Regions from separate parts of the Homo sapiens genome. Here region 1 is linked to region 2. Evidence: read pairs that join two places in POLR2A ChIA-PET (ENCODE). Cell type or tissue: Panc1. All regions are shown on one strand. Links, peaks and the distances in the headings refer to the core of each region. The heading gives the core; the rest is flanking DNA. Region 1 overlaps RHOA (ras homolog family member A). Region 2 holds the start of IMPDH2 (inosine monophosphate dehydrogenase 2).

The links. ChIA-PET counts read pairs that join two places held together with the same protein. Peaks named below come from ENCODE experiments on the same cell type or tissue, not always from the same donor. Only the 100,000 strongest peaks of a DNase experiment are listed, where the experiment ranks them.
Region 1: POLR2A ChIA-PET joins it to region 2 with 12 read pairs; 4 of 35 experiments call an interaction of 5 or more read pairs at or near these places.

What each region holds. Positions count from the first base shown.
Region 1 is chr3:49,382,782-49,391,110 of GRCh38, reverse strand. All of the region lies in intron 1 of RHOA (ras homolog family member A), which reads left to right. Among named protein-coding and RNA genes, the nearest start is that of RHOA, 25 kb to the left of the region's middle. RefSeq lists enhancers at 1,610-2,379, 3,590-4,143, 4,144-4,698. In Panc1, for the core only: no CTCF peak of the experiment used is centred there; a DNase peak (open chromatin) is centred at 3,260.
Region 2 is chr3:49,025,421-49,033,724 of GRCh38, reverse strand. It overlaps IMPDH2 (inosine monophosphate dehydrogenase 2), which reads left to right and starts at 4,327. Exons shown (of 14, transcript NM_000884.3): 1 at 4,327-4,472; 2 at 4,919-4,967; 3 at 5,193-5,294; 4 at 5,403-5,477; 5 at 5,809-6,015; 6 at 6,678-6,765; 7 at 6,839-7,038; 8 at 7,116-7,206; 9 at 7,306-7,401. The coding sequence starts at 4,375. QRICH1 (glutamine rich 1) reads left to right here. Exons shown (of 10, transcript NM_198880.3): 7 at 497-605; 8 at 952-1,103; 9 at 1,452-1,542; 10 at 3,081-4,018. The coding sequence ends at 3,273. RefSeq lists enhancers at 4,327-4,536, 3,990-4,591, 4,592-5,194. In Panc1, for the core only: no CTCF peak of the experiment used is centred there; a DNase peak (open chromatin) is centred at 4,226; H3K4me3 peaks cover 1,156 bases; H3K27ac peaks cover 1,710 bases.

The DNA of each region.
Region 1 (8,329 bases), core at 32-8,031, 360 kb before region 2:
AAGTAGCTGGGACTACAGGTGCATGCCACCACGCCTGGCTAGTTTTTTGTATTTTTAGTAGAGACGGGGTTTCACCGTGTTAGCCAGGGTGGTCTCGATCTCCTGACCTCGTGATCCTCCTGCCTCAGCCTCCCAAAGTGCTGGGATTACAGGCATGAGCCACTGCATCCAGCCTAATTTTTGTATTTTTAGTAGAGACGGGGTTTCACCACGTTGGCCAGGCTGGTCTCGAACTCCTGACCTCAAGTAATCTGCCCGCCTCAGCTTCCCAGAATGCTGAGATTATAGGGGAGAGCCACCACACCTGGCCCCGTACTCTTTTATATTAATATCCATGACGCCTTTTACCTTTTCTGAAATAGATTTTTTCAGTTTCTCTACTGTCACTCTATCAAAATTTGTAAATTTTCCTTGGAATATTAGACAGAGGATTAAGCCACGTGTTTTTCCAGTCCAACTTTTGTTACATCTGTATTTTCCTTTTACATGTTGACTGGTTCAAACTGGCTAGCATCCCAAGTAAGGTGTGAATTAAATCCTGACATGGGGCTGGGCGTGGTGGCTCATACCTGTAATACCAGCACTTTGAGAGGCCAAGGCAGGCGAATTACCTGTGGTCAGGAGTTCAAGACTAGTCTGGCCAACATGGTGAACCCGTCTCTACAAAAAATACAAAAATTAAGGCTGGGTGCAGTGGCTCACGCCTGTAATCCCAGCATTTTGGGAGGCCGAGGCAGGTGGATCACAAGGTCAGGAGTTCAAGACCAGCCTGGCCAAGATGTTCCCCGTCTCTACTAAAACTACAAAAATTAGCTGGGCGTGGTGGCGGGTGCCTGTAGTCCCAGCTACTCAGAAGGCTGGGACACAAGAATCGCTTGAACCCGGGAGGTGGAGGCTGCAGTGAGCTGAGATTGTGCCACTGCATTCCAGCCTGGGTGACAGAGTGAGACTCCATCTTAAAGAAAAAAAAAAAATTCCTGACAACGGACTGTCAAAGCTATTTGCTTCTCACAGTCTGTGGGTATTATAGATGGACGGGGACCCGCCAATAAAGGAGGGGAAGGCTCCTTTTGTGAAACTGATTTGCTTCTGTCTTCTAAATCAGTATGTGTACTTGGGCCTACTAATCAAGTCTTACTGTTTTGTCTGTAACTTTTTTTTTTTTTTTTTTTTTGAGGTGGAGTCTCACTCTGTTGCCCAGGCTGGAGTGCAGTGGCACCATCTCGGCTCACTGCAAGCTCCACCTCCTGGGTTCATGCCATTTTTCTGCCTCAGCCTCCCAAGTAGCTGGGACTACAGGCACCTGCCACCACGCCCGGCTAATTTTTTGTGTGTGTGGTAGAGACTGGGATTCACTGTGTTAGGATGGTGTCAATATCCTGACCTCGTGATCCGCCTGCCTCGGCCTCCCAAAGTGCTGGGATTACAGGCGTAAGCCACCGCGCCCGGCTTCTGTAACTTTTATTTATTGTAAGTTGTTAGCTATTGGAATTCTGGACAGAACAGAGCTCCTGAGTCTGTTCACTGCTGTAAGAAGTAAGAAGTGTCATGACTCTTTTTCAGCAGAGGAATTAGTCTATTAATGACATGTGGCTGGAAATAGACCTGCCGCTCAGAACCTGTTCTGGAGTTAAGTCCTTCCAAGATGGGCCTAGGGAATCTGAGAAGCACAGCAGGTTCCTCTCAGCAAGTGCTGCTGAACCCCAAACTAAGCTCACACATTCTTCTTGGGTTCTGCCTGGAGAGTCCCTATTAGCCTCATCCCTAAGCAACCACTATGCTCCTTTTTTTTTTTGGAGATGGAGTCTCGCTTTGTCGCCCAGGCTGGAGCGCAATGTCACAATCTTCACTCACTGCAAGCTCAGCCCCCCGAGTAGCTGGGATTACAGGTGGACGCCACCAGGCCTGGCTGATTTTTTTTTTTGTATTTTTGTAGAGATGGGGTTTCACCAGGTTGGCCAGGTTGGTCTTGAACTCCTGACTTCAGGTGTTCCACCCGCCTCGGCCTCCCAAAGTGCTGGGATTACAGGCGTGAGCTACCACGCCCAGCAGCTGCTTTCTGTCTCTGTAGATTTACCTATTCTGGATATTTCATACAAATATGGTATGAAACATGTGGTTCTTTGTGACTGGTTTCTTTTACTGAGCATAGTATTTTCAAGATTCATCCATGTTGTAGCATGTTTCAGTACAGTACTGTACTTCGTTCCTTATTGTTGCTGAGTAGTACTCCACTGTATGGCTATAACACATGGTTAGATATGTAGCTTAGATAGGATTGTTTTGTTAATTAAAAGCTAATGAACAAAGATTTCAAAGTGTGAGATATTAGTCATTAGTAGGCTGGCCATTGAACAGCTCCACATTTCAAAATGTGAGATACTAAATTAGTTATTAGTGGGCTGGCCCATTGAACAGCTCCAGAAGGCCTTCAGGAAGTTGTCCAGACAAATGTGAGTAAGCATCATGGTCACACAAATGTGAGAAAATTACCAAAGACTGCTATGTGAAATGCGGAGAGTTGCTCATTAATGCATGGTTTTAATTTACCTACTGAAGCATAGTCAGTAGCCACTGTAGCATCTGAAGAACATATGATGGACACACCACTCCCACACTCAGCACCCAGATAAGCAAGGCAGGCAGCAATGCAGATGAGCTATAGTTATCCCAGGAAATCACTTTGACTTGTAAAGTGTGAAAAGGACTGGCCTTCACCTATCATTCTTTCTATAGCAGAGCTCCCTAAAGCTCAGAAAGCCACAGCTGGCTGGATGTCATGGCTCCACCTATTATAATCCCACCACTTTGGAAGACAGAGGCGGGTGGGTCACTTAAGCCCAGGAGTTCATCACTGAGCCCAGGAGTTTGAGACCAGCCTGGGCAACATGGCAAAACCCCGTCTCCACACACACACCCACACAAATAGAAAAAAATTTAGTCGGGAATGGTGGCACACACCTATAGTCCCAGCTACTCGGGAAGCTGAGGTGGGAGGGTCACCTGAGCCCAGGAGTTTGACGCTGCAGTGAGCCTTGATGACAGCACTGCACTCCAGCCTGGGCAACAGAGTGAGACCTTGTCTCCAGGAAAAAAAAAAAAAGAGAAAGCCATCCCCTTCCTTGACATCATCTGTAATGAGTAAACAGACATTAAAACAGTAAGAGTAAACAGGTGTAAGACATGCTAGAACCAAAGAACCAAGAGTTGATGATTTCAGAGTGACTCAAACATATGTGACATTGTTATTATTTCTTCCTCTGGTGTGTACAGAAAAAAGATACACACATCTAAAAGAAATGTATGCAAAAACATCATAAAAGCATAGAAAACAAACATAATAGGGTTTTTTTTTTTGTTTTTTTTTTTTGAGACCTGGAGTCTCGCTCTGTCCCCCGGGCTGGGGTGCAGTGGTGTGATCTCACTGCAACCTCTGCTCCCGGGTTCACACCATTCTCCTACCTCAGCCTCCTGAGTAGCTGGAACTACAGGTGCCCGCCACCACGCCTGGCTAATTTTTTTTGTATTTTTAGTAGAGACGGGGTTTCACCGTGTTAGCCAGGATGGTCTCTATGCTGACCTCGTGATCTGCCCACCTTGGGCCTCCCAAAGTGCTGGGATTACAGGCATGAGCCACCGCGCCCGACCCTTTTTTTTTTTTTCCCCCGAGATGGAGTCTCGCTCTGTCACCTAGGCTGGAGTGCAATGGCACGATCTCGGCTCATTGCAACCTCTGCTTCTCAGGTTCAAGCAATTTTCCTGCCTCAGCCTCCCAAGTAGCTGGGACTACAGGTGCGTGCCACCATGCCTGGCTAATTTTTTGTATTTTTAGTAGAGATGGGGTTTCACCATATTAGCCAGGATGGTCTCAATTTCCTGACCTCATGATCCGCCCGCCTCGGCCTCCCAAAGTGCTGGGATTACAGGTGTGAGCCACCACGCCCGGCCTGTTTTTTTTTTTTTTTTTTTTTTTTTTTTTTTTTTTTTTTTTTTGAGACGGAGTTTCTCTCTTGTTGCCCAGGCTGGAGTGGAATGGCGTGATCTCGGCTCACTGCAACCTCCGCCTCCCAGGTTCAAGCGGTTCTCCTGCCTCAGCCTCCTGAGTAGCTGGGATTACAGGCACCCGCCACCATGCCTGGCTAATTTTTTTTTGTATTTTTAGTAGAGACGGGATTTTGCCATGTTGGCCAGACTGGTCTCGATTTCCTGACGTCAGGTGATCCATTTGCCTCGGCCTCCCAAAGTGCTGGGATTACAGGCGTGAGCTGCCACGCCCGGTCATGTAACAGTTTTAAAAAGCCCATACGGTCATACTGAATATAGACATAGACAGAGTTAATCAAATACATCAGAGACTGAGTTTGTGAAGTTAAGGAAAAATATTCAAACTAGTTAATCGCCCTAAGTTGCATATTAATTAATCGAGTCTTTCAGTGTCACCAAGGTTTGCCTGAGTAGGCAAAGGAGAATAATACGCTAAAGCTGTAGAATCACTTCTCTTGACACGGGGAAGGAAGGAGGGTAAGACAGTGGAATGTTTAGAAATGTGTACTCTGAAACGGATTGCTTAATTTACTTCAGTGTCCAATTCTGCCTCTTACTGGCTAGCAGTGCGACTGACGTTGAACAAATTAGCCTTTCCATACTCAGTTTCTTCATTTGTAAATGAGAGTATTAGAACTTACAGGAGGACTGTTGCGAGGATTGTTTGTTTAAAGTTTATAACTGCATTATTTGTTAGCTGTTTCTTATATTTTTCCTCTTCTACAAAGTAGTGGTGGGAGACAAGGCTTCCCTACATTTAGTTTGATGCCTGTGGTTCTAAGTATAAGGAGAAAACGGAAGGGAGGAAAGAGGAAGTAAAAAAATGAAAGATGACCTAAATAAATGGAAAGGCGTCCATGTTCATATGTCAGAAGACTTAACATTGTAAAGATGACAGTACTCCCCAAATCGATCTGTAGATTCAGTGTAATTCCTATCAAAATTCCAGCTGGCTTTTTTGCAGAAATTGACAAACTGTTACTAAAATACATACCAAAATTCAGGGGACCCAGAATAACCAAAATAATCTTGGAAAAAAACAAAGCTGGAGGACTCACACCTCCAGATTTTAAAACTTACTGCAAAGCAACAGTAATCAAGACTGTGGTACTAGTATAAAGGTGGACAATATAGACCAATGGAATAGGATTAATCCAAAGTAAACCCTCAGTTGCTAATTAGTTGATTTCTCAAGTGTGCCAGGACCATCCAGTTGGGGGGAAAATAGTCTTTTCAGTAAATAATGCTGAGGTGACTAGATTTCCAAATGAAAAAGAATGAAGTTGGACCCCTTACCTCATATCATGTATGAAAATTAACTCAAAATGAATCAAAGGCCTAAAGTGTAAGACTTAAAACTATAGAAAGAAGCATATATATTTTTTTTACGACCTTGAATTTGGCTGTGGTATTTTAGATATGCCACCAAACCATCAGTAACCAAAGGGAAAAATAGATAAATTTGACTTCAACAAAATAAAAAACGTTGTGCCCCAAAGGGCATCATCAAAAAAATAAAAAAAACAACTGAGTTTAAAAATGGGCAATGGGGGCTGGGTGCGGTGGCTCATTGCTGTAATCCTAGCACTTTGGGAGGCCGAGGCAAGTGGATCACCTGAGGTCAGGAGTTTGAGACCAGCCTGGTCAACATGGTAAAACCCCGTCTCTACTAAAAATAAAAAAATTAGCCAGGCGTGGTGGCAGACGCCTCCCAGCTATTTGGGAGGCTGAGGCAGGAGAATTGCTTGAACCTGGGAGGCGGAGGTTGCAGTGAGCCAAGATCGCGCCACTGCACTCCAGCCTGGGCGACAGAGTAAGACTCTGTCTCAGAAAAAAAAAAAAAAAGGTAGGGGGGCAATGGACCAGGCGCAGTGGCTCACCCCTGTAGTCCCAACACTTAGGGAGCCAACACGGGAGAATCACTTGAGGCTAGGAGTTTGAGACTAGCCAGGGCAACACAGCAAGACCCTGTCTCTACATAAAAGATAATTAAATTTGTTTTTCCCCCGAGACAGTCTTGCTGTCACCCAGACTGGAGTGCAGTGGTGCCATCTCAGCTCACTGCAACCTCCGCCTCCCAGGTTCAAACAATTCTCCTGCCTCAGCCTCCCGAGTAGCTGGGATTACAGGTGCCTGCCACCACGCTAGGCTAATTTTTGTGTTCATAGTAGAGAATGGTTTCACCATGTTGGCCAGGCTGCTGGTTTCGAACTCCTGACCTCAAGTGATCTGCCCATCTGAGCCTCCCAAAGTACTTGGATTACAGGCGTGAGCCACTGCACCCAGCCAAGATAATTAAATTTTTAGAAAGTGGGGGCATCACTTGAGCCCAGGAGTTTAAGACCATCCTGGGCAACATGGTGAAACTCCATCTTTACAAAAAAAACACAAAAATTAGCTGGGCGTGGTGTGTGTGCCTGTACTCCTAGCTACTTGGGAGACTGAAGTGGGAGGATTACCTGAGCCTGGGAGGTCAAGGTTGTGGTAAGCCATGATAACACCACCTCACTCCAGCCTGGATGACAGTGAGACCCTGTCTCAAAAAAAAAAAATTAAAAGTTGTAAAAGAAATACTGTTATTTGTGTATTGTTACTGGTGACTTAATTAGATATAACTGACTTTTGGTTAAATAAACCTCTACTCCAAACTTATAAGTTATTTCTGAGACTAAACCTAGCCTGGAAAATGACACGTCTGGGAGAGCTAAGCGTGATTTCCTTTCTTGACAAACCATGTACTTGTAAAGAATGCTGCATTATAGCAAAGTGGAAAGGAGAGATAATTCTGCAAAATTTCTCCTGCGTTTTTCAAGGAGAAAACAGCAAGTTTGATTTTCTGTGCTTGTACTTTTTACTTCTCAACTTCTGTGTATTGCCGCACTCCCAGTATCCCAGAAATCACTTAGGCTTTCATTTTGTCCGATAATCACTTGTAATTTTTGTCTTTGTCACCATTAGTGGCTAAATGATTTTATTCTTTTTCTGGGCCAAATGTTCTTTATCAGATATTTTTCTTTTTCTTTTCTTTCTTTTTTCTGAGACACAGTCTCACTCTGCCGCCCAGGCTGTAATGCAGTAGTGCAATCTCGGCTCACTGCAACCTCCACCTCCCAGGTTCAAGTGATTCTCGTGCCTCAGCCTTCCAAGTAGCTGGGATTACAGGCAGATGCCACCATGCCCGGCTAATTTTTGTATTTTCAGTAGAGACGGGGTTTTGCCATGTTTGCCAGGCTGGTCTCGAACTCCTGACCTCAAGTGATCCGCCTACCTCAGCCTCCCAAAGTGCTGGGATTATGGGCGTGAGCCACCGTGCCTGGCTGGACTAGGGTCTTTAAACGTGAATTCCCTCCCTATAAGCAAAGGTGGAGACAGAGTCTGGACATTCTAGGAAGGGAAGGCACAAACAGAATAGAAGACACATGCAGTAATCTCAGACACACCAGAGCACCCGGAAGGAATGGAGTGCAGGCTGAAAGTGCAGAGGGGAAGGTGGGGCTGGAGAGGGCCCAAGGACAGGCAATGATTTATTCCCCATCTATAAGGAAACTTTTCAAACCATAACAGAAGATTTAAGTCAATACTGGAACAAATATTGTGGGCATGTTGAACTATAAACAAAGCAAAGATAGCTCTTTTTTTTTTTTTTTGAGATGGATTCTCGCTCTATAGACCAGGCTGGAGTGCAGTGGTGTGATCTCAGCTCACTGCAAGCTCCACCTTCCGGGTTCACGCCATTCTCCTGCCTCAGCCTCCCGAGTAGCTGGGACTACAGGCGCCTGCCACCATGCCCGGCTAATTTTTTGTATTTTTAGTAGAAATGTTAGCCGGGATGGTCTCGATCTCCTGACCTCGTGATCTGCCCGCCTCGGCCTCCCAAAGTGCTGGAATTACAGGCGTGAGCCACCACACCTGGCCGAAAGAGATTATTTCTCAAGAATTGAATGTCTTCTAGGTAGGGTGCTACGCAAAGGTGGCAGCCTTTTCTTTTTCTTTTTCTTTTTTTTTTTCTGATACGATGGAGTTTTGCTCTTGTCGCCCAGGCTGGAGTGCAATGGCGCTAACTCGGCTCACTGCAACCTTTGCCTCCTGTGTTCAAGTGATTCTCCTGCCTCAGCATCTCAGTAGTTGGGATTACAGGTGCCCACCACCACGCCCACCTAATTTTTGTATTTTTAGTGGATATGGGGTTACACCATGTTGGTCAGGCTTGTCTCGAACTCCTGACCTCAGGTGATCCACCCACCTCTCAAAGTACTGGGATTGCAGGCATGAACCCCAGCACACT
Region 2 (8,304 bases), core at 305-8,304:
CAGCCACTGCGCCTGGCCGGCCTTGCTTTTTAGAGACAGTTGAGATGAGAGAAGACTTGGTAAGGGCAAACGGGCGTGCATGCCAGTTCTTTGGGTCCTGGACCACCTTTGAAAATATGCAAAGCTCTGTACACTCTCAGAGAATTATGCATATATGCAGAGTTTGGTTTATAGTTTTCTGTACTTCACTGTCTCTGAGGGCAGTCTTTTTGCCCTGTGTTAGCCTTGGATTAGAGGGTAACAACAATCATGTAAGGCTGTGGTTCTCAAGTGTGGTGTTAGAAGTGCTCATCATCAGGTTCCACCTCAGAAACAGATTGGGACCCAGCTATCTGTGTTTTAAGAAGCTTTCCAGATGATTTTTGCCACACTTTAGGGAGAGTCCCCTGATGAAATTTATACTCCTGTGTGGTCCTTATGCTTCACACATCCCATATTGTACCTTTGAGAGACCACCTGCCATCCTCTTGTTGTGACAGTACTCTATTCCTCCTAGGCTATGTCTTGCCCAGCCACGTGACTGAGGAGATGCTATGGGAGTGCAAGCAGCTTGGGGCTCACTCCCCCTCCACCTTGCTGACCACCCTCATGTTCTTTAATACCAAGTAAGTGTTCTAGAGGCTCCACTGCTGGCATCTGTCCAGTGAAGAGTGTGGAAGCTATCCAAGAGGCCTTCTGAATTCCTCTGACATATATTTGAGAAACTGGGCTACTGAAAGCCCTAACCCCACTTGGCTGCATTTTATTTGGTAACCAGTGAGGCAAACACCCTTGCCAGACCCCTACCATCCATCTTGATGTGGTTCCTGCACTGGACACTGCTTGGGTACGGGCCTGCCCAGATCTTGGGAATGTGGGCAGTGGCTCCTCTGAAGCACCAGTGGGCAGAGGATGAGTCATGGTATCCTCCCGGCACCCCTCCCTCTGCCTTGCATTTTACTTGTGATCCAGGTACTTCCTATTGAAGACAGTGGACCAGCACATGAAGCTGGCCTTCTCCAAGGTCTTGCGACAGACAAAGAAGAACCCCTCTAATCCCAAGGATAAAAGCACGAGTATCCGGTACTTGAAGGCCCTTGGAATACACCAGACTGGCCAGAAAGGTAGGGAAAGGAGGCAGGGATGGCAAAAACAGGTGCTACTTGTCCTGCCCTGTCCTGCCCTTGTGCCTGTGAGGCTAGTGATAAGTGTAAAGGTTGGGATTTGCTGGATAAAATTCTCCACTCCCTTCTCCCCAGCCAAAAATTCCAAACTTTCCTCCTAGAAGCAGAGAAGCCCCAGACAGAATAGCTGCCTCTTCCCTTAGTAGTCACTGCCCATGCCTCATACCTTCCCTCCCCCGACCCTGTATTTCCTAGTTGGGCTGGCTGAAAGCCTAAGTTTCCTGATCTGGGCCTGAGGTAAGGCAGTCTGATGCCAGGTCTGTGGTGGTGGGGATGTGTGTTTTATAGTTACAGATGACATGTATGCAGAACAGACGGAAAATCCAGAGAATCCATTGAGATGTCCCATCAAGCTCTATGATTTCTACCTCTTCAAATGGTGAGGCTTTATTGTGACTTGCTGTCCATGTGTGCGCATGTGTGTGTATGCGTGTGCATGCTCACTTGTGTGATCACTTATCATAGGGGAGAGGCATTCTCTAGTCCCAAACCAAGTAAAAACACTTCCAGAAAGCTAAATTTAGAAGCAGCCTTGCTCTGGCTTTCCAAAGGTGTGTGATGTGCCTAGCACTGATAGAAAAAGGGGTCCCGGGTCCCTACAGTCACCTTTCATGAAAAGGGTATGAAGGTACAGAGAATCTACCTTCATCACATATTGAGCATGGCCCTGCTTCCTGACCTTGACCTTTTGTCACTGCCATCATTAATCTAGGTGAGACTCCTCTCAGCTTTTTCTCCCTTTTGCCCCTTCAATGGTTTCTCATTACATAGTAATTCTTTTATGGCAGACAACTCCTTTGATGCACTCCCCCTTGCTAACCTCATGTCTGTGGAGCTCTTAGTTCCCTAGCCACACTAGCTCCTCTCCACTCAAGGACATCATATTATGCCTCTTCTCAACTTAAACACAGCTTATCAGGGAAGCATTTCCAGATTCCCCACCTCTTCCCTGTGACTGTTTCCTCGGTAGCACTTATCACTGTTTTTTATTTTGTATTTGTTTAACTTTAATTGCTACCTGTGTCCCCTCCTATCTGTAAGCTCCATGGGTAGGAAATACTTTTCCTGCCCATTTTTTTAAATATCAGCACCTAGTGCTGACCTGGCACTAGTAACCCTTGAATAAATCTTGAATGGATGGATGAATAACTGTTAGAGGATACAGCATGCCAAGTACTTAATAGAGGTACAGCACAGTTCGGGGGAGGGGGGTGAACCCAAGTTTAGGGCCCCACTGTAATGGCCATCATTATTGGGTAGAAAACACAACATGAGGCTGGGCACCGTGGCTCACGCCTGTAATCCAAGCACTTTGGGAGGCCAAGGTGGGTGGATCACCTGAGGTCAGGAGTTCGAGACCAGCCTGGCCAACATGGAAAAACCCCATCTCTACTAAAAAATACAAAAATTAGCTGGGCTTGGTGGCTCGTGCCTATGGTTCCAGCTACTCCAGAGGCTGAGGCAGGAGAATCGCTTCAACCAAGGGGGCGGAGGTTGCAGTGAGCTGAGATCACCTCACTGCACTCCAGCCTGGAGACAAGACGCCATCTCAAAAAAAAAAAAAAAAAAAGCGCAAAGACTTGGAGATAGACGCTTTGAGCAGTGAAGCTGGCTTCAAGTAGGATAAGGATAGACTCACATGAGTCCATGAGAGCCCTAGGCTGGTGCAGTCAGTGATGGATCACAGCTGGTTTGTGGGAAGGAGGGGCAGAGGGGAAGTAACCCAACATTTGGGGGATTTGCAGTAGTCCCAAAGGAGGACCAGGATGTAGTGTGTGGTGGCTGCATGGAATTCAGTAGCTGTGCCACAATAACTTGGGGCCTTACTGTTTGCAGACAGCATCTGTCTGGGAAGTTCAGGGTGGGAGGGTTGAAGTTATATTGGTGGTACCCAACTTTTATCCGCATATTCTTCAGCCCCCAGAGTGTGAAAGGCCGGAATGACACCTTTTACCTGACACCTGAGCCAGTGGTGGCCCCCAACAGCCCAATCTGGTACTCAGTCCAGCCTATCAGCAGAGAGCAGATGGGACAAATGCTGACGCGGATCCTGGTGATAAGAGAAATTCAGGAGGCCATCGCAGTGGCCAATGCAAGCACTATGCACTGAGATGCCTTGGCCATGGCACAAGAGAAACCAGCCAGGAAAAACCAGACAGACTTTCACACTAAAGAAGAGGCCTCCATTTTTTTTTTTCTTTTTTTTATTGGTGTAGTTACGAAGCCTTTCAGGCTGCTTCTGTTTAAAATATAAAAGAAAACTTTGCCCCCTTTGCATCTTCATAAACCTGCTGCGGCAGACTCCTCAGCCGATGGTGGCTCTGGGTTTCCTTGAGTGTCATATGTCCTAGAAAGTTGCTGGCTGACTCTTTTTTGTCTGGGGCCTGGGGAAAGGGCTTGGACTGTGAAAAGAAATGTGGCCCCTTTCCATCTTCAAGAGAGATGGAATTAATGATGGATGGACCCTGGAGGGAATCTCCCCAGCCGACTTCCACTGGGCTGACAGACTTTGCTGACCACAGGGGAACGATGTTCTTTTCTTTCTTCATGATCAGACATAAACTTAGCATCTTAATGGAAGAAAAATGAGGGGAACTTCAATTATGATTTATTAAAGACAATTTCTATTACACCCTCCTTTATGACAAGTGACATTTTAGATGTAAAAGTAAAAACTTTACCATGCCTTTTTTTTTTTTGTTGGCCTAACATTGAGGCCTTAAAACCTGAGGCTCCTGTGCCTGATGGAATTCTTGTAACATACACTTGTGTATCATATAAAGATACCACTCTGTTTCTCTTATGTATTCTTACTCTAGTTGTTTATTAAGAATGACAAGCACGTCTTTTCAACATGTTAGTGAACAACGTCTCTTTATTTTGGGGAGGAGCCCGGCGGGACAGTAGAAGTAAACCCTTGCCTGTTAATTGAACTGGCCGAGGTCCTGCGGGGAGTGTGGGGTGGGACGTGAAGTGGCAGCTCCTCAGTGACAAGGCCACTATGTGCTATACGCATGCGCTGTTTCTTCAGCGCCAGCTCCGCCCCCGCCGCAGCGAGGCGGGTAGGTTCCGCCCGCGCGCACTACGCCCTGACGTCAGCGTCGCGCGCAGCGCAGTGACGAAATCGGCTGGTTTATATTGGCGCGGCCCAGACGGCAGAGGTCTCTGCGGCGCGGTCCTCGGAGACACGCGGCGGTGTCCTGTGTTGGCCATGGCCGACTACCTGATTAGTGGGGGCACGTCCTACGTGCCAGACGACGGACTCACAGCACAGCAGCTCTTCAACTGCGGAGACGGCCTCACCTACAAGTGCGGGCCTATGGGGCTCACCTGGGCGAAGAGAGGGGCGGCACCCTGGGGAAAAGGCCAGATGGGGGCTTCCGAGAGCCGCCTTGGGCGTGGGCGTGGGGGACAGGTTTCGGGAATTGGCCACCCACCTCCGGGGCTCACTTTGAGACATCTGGAGCGGTGCTTGGGGTACGGAGAAGCATCTCAGTAGTGCTTGGAATCTCAGGCCGGAGATTCCATGCTCCAGACACATGGAATTGTCAGGGTGCCAGGAGCACTGATGACAGCTCGGTGGCAGAAAAGGTCCCCTGTACCCATTTCCACCTTGTGCTGTGCCTGTGACACACAGACTCTGTCAGTGCCACTCTCTGCTCACATGCGTTACGGGTTGATTGGTACATGGGGATGGAGTCTCATGCTGCCCTAAGCTGAGAGCTTTACTCCCAATTCACTCCCTTCCCTCGCAGTGACTTTCTCATTCTCCCTGGGTACATCGACTTCACTGCAGACCAGGTGGTGAGTATGATCAGGAATTGGGTCCTGAACATCAAGGTGAGCTAAGGTGCTACTATCACCTGGTCTCTGGGCTAACTCACCAGATTGGGCTTGGGGGTGGATTTTATAGGATCATGTTGCTTGTTAGCATGCAGGTCATACAAAAGTGCCTTTTTGTGGGGGACTCAGTAACACCTTGAGGTGTAAGGGATGCTTTCCCACACTGGTTGACGTTTGTCTCCTCAGGACCTGACTTCTGCTCTGACCAAGAAAATCACTCTTAAGACCCCACTGGTTTCCTCTCCCATGGACACAGTCACAGAGGCTGGGATGGCCATAGCAATGGCGGTGAGCCCCATGGGGTGTGGGGGAAGGAGCAAGGACTCCATCGCCTTTCCCCAAAGGCATTCAGTCCTGCTTCTTGTCACTTAGTAGTAGTCTCTTTTTATCCTGTAGCTTACAGGCGGTATTGGCTTCATCCACCACAACTGTACACCTGAATTCCAGGCCAATGAAGTTCGGAAAGTGAAGGTCAGAAGGGCAACGATCATTAGCAAGCGCTCCTGGGAATTGCACTGAGGTGGGGTGGGGTGGGAGTAGGGGTTTATTCTAATTTAGTATTCTTTCTTCCCACCATGGGGTTCAGTTACTGAGAAGACCCTGAGATTCTGTTTCTTAAAGCAGCAGCAATAGACCAGGTGTACAGTGCCTCCAGCCTACCCATGTCTCTAAGATGTGTTGGTGTGATTTGGTCTTGTGGCACTGCCAAAGGGATCGATAAGCAGAGACCCCATGCTTCAGATCAAGAGCCTGATGAAAGTAGTTCAAAGATGCGATGCCCTTTCTCACCATCCCTTTCCAGAAATATGAACAGGGATTCATCACAGACCCTGTGGTCCTCAGCCCCAAGGATCGCGTGCGGGATGTTTTTGAGGCCAAGGCCCGGCATGGTTTCTGCGGTATCCCAATCACAGACACAGGCCGGATGGGGAGCCGCTTGGTGGGCATCATCTCCTCCAGGGACATTGATTTTCTCAAAGAGGAGGAACATGACTGTTTCTTGGAAGAGGTGGGTGCCACTGGCAGAGTAGATCCAAGCTCTAGCAGCCCAGGTTGAAGACAAGGGGCTTCTGTTGTCTAAGACATCTCTGATAGCCTCTTCTCTCTGGGAAAGGAGTGTCAAACCAAGTTTCTGACTCCTTTATTGGGTTCCTGCATCCTTTCCCCACCAGAGGCTTTCAAACTGCCCAAATGCTTGCTAGTATTCATGCTTTGTTCTTTTAAACCCCTAAGGTAGGGGCAGTGCTTGAGGTCTGCCCTGATTTTCTTGCCATTGTTCCTGTGTTGTCCTCCTTATTCCATAGTGTAAGAGGGTGCTCCCTGTGCCATGTTGTCCTTTCTACTCATCCCTCACTCAATACCATACTGCTAAGAATTATTGGGATCCCTTGAGGAAGGGTGTTTTGGGTGTGAATGTATGAACGTGGTGGTCCATAGAACTTCACCCCTGTAATCTCAGTACTTTGGGAGACTGAGGCAGGCAAATCATGAGGTTAGGAGTTTGAGACCAGCCTGGCCAACATGGTGAAACCCCGTCTCTACTAAAAATACAAAAAATTAGTTGGGTGTGGTGGCGCGTGCCTCTGAGCTCAGCTACTTGGGAAGGAAAGAAAAGAGTTAACTGGTCATAGTCGATGACTGGCCCTTCTTCACATCTCACCTCCCACGTAGATAATGACAAAGAGGGAAGACTTGGTGGTAGCCCCTGCAGGCATCACACTGAAGGAGGCAAATGAAATTCTGCAGCGCAGCAAGAAGGGTAAGTCCTAGAGCTGGGAAAGGGCCTGGAACTAATGCCTAGGGTCCTGATTCATGTCCTGCCCTGACCACAGGAAAGTTGCCCATTGTAAATGAAGATGATGAGCTTGTGGCCATCATTGCCCGGACAGACCTGAAGAAGAATCGGGACTACCCACTAGCCTCCAAAGATGCCAAGAAACAGCTGCTGTGTGGGGCAGCCATTGGCACTCATGAGGATGACAAGTATAGGCTGGACTTGCTCGCCCAGGCTGGTGTGGATGTAGTGGTTTTGGTGAGCTGCTACACAGGTGGGTTGGGGCAATAGGGGCAGCTGCCACATCACAGTCTGAGACTTACTTCTTGTCCTAGGACTCTTCCCAGGGAAATTCCATCTTCCAGATCAATATGATCAAGTACATCAAAGACAAATACCCTAATCTCCAAGTCATTGGAGGCAATGGTAAGGCAAGATTGTGCCCTGAAGGATGTGTGGTGGGAGTGGGTAAGCTGGGCTCCCACCTTAACCTTCACATGAGCATTTTCCTTTCCTTCACCATAGTGGTCACTGCTGCCCAGGCCAAGAACCTCATTGATGCAGGTGTGGATGCCCTGCGGGTGGGCATGGGAAGTGGCTCCATCTGCATTACGCAGGAAGGTAAGAATATACTTTGATAGGGCCCACAGAGACCCCAGTTTCAGGCCCCACATACCTTGGAACCAAGCACTCTTATGGGGACAATAGAGCCCTCCAATAGGGGCAACCCTGGGGCCAAATTGGCCTCTTGGATGGGTGACATGGCTGGAAGCAAGACAAGGTCTTGTCATCCATCACCTGCCACTCCCTTGCCTAGCCTGGCCTTCTTGCTCCTGCTCTGCACCTTCTCTAAACTCTGGTCTGTTTGTTTTATTTAGTGGCTCCCAAGATCCCTCCAGACATAAAGTCCCACAGCCCCAAATGCCCTTCTACTGTCACGGGTTGCTATAGTAAGTCCAGCCCGGCCCACTGGCCCGGCCCAGCTGCCCACTGCCCGGCTGCTTGGTTGACGTAGCTGTAGCTCCCGGGGTTTGTGGTGCTGATGGGTGGGCAAGGCCAACTGATACACAGACCATGGTTTGGGGGTGGTGCTCAAGAACATAGCTCCCTCTTCCTTCTGGGGTGCTGATAGGGCAGGACCTTCTTCCCTAGGCAGGACCTTTTCTGCCCACATCTTCTGCAGTAGGCATAGTTCAGGGACCAACTCCTTTGTGTGGTCCTTGCTCTCCCACACAACCACTGCCTGCTCCACACAACCACAGCCTGCTCTCCTACACAACCACTGCCCTTATCTTGCCTGAGCTGCCCACCATTCAGGGAGGAAGGGCTGGGCCTGACCTCAGTGCCTCTGGGGACTAACTGCACGGTGACTCCTGCCCCATCTGATACCAGCTGGACGGGGGCTTTCCCGGCTGCTAAGACTGCATGTGCCTGAGGCTGCCCTGGGCACTGCACACATGCACGTGCACATGTGGGGGTGAGTAGAGGTCAGCACAGCTGTTTGTACTATTTAAGGCAGATGTG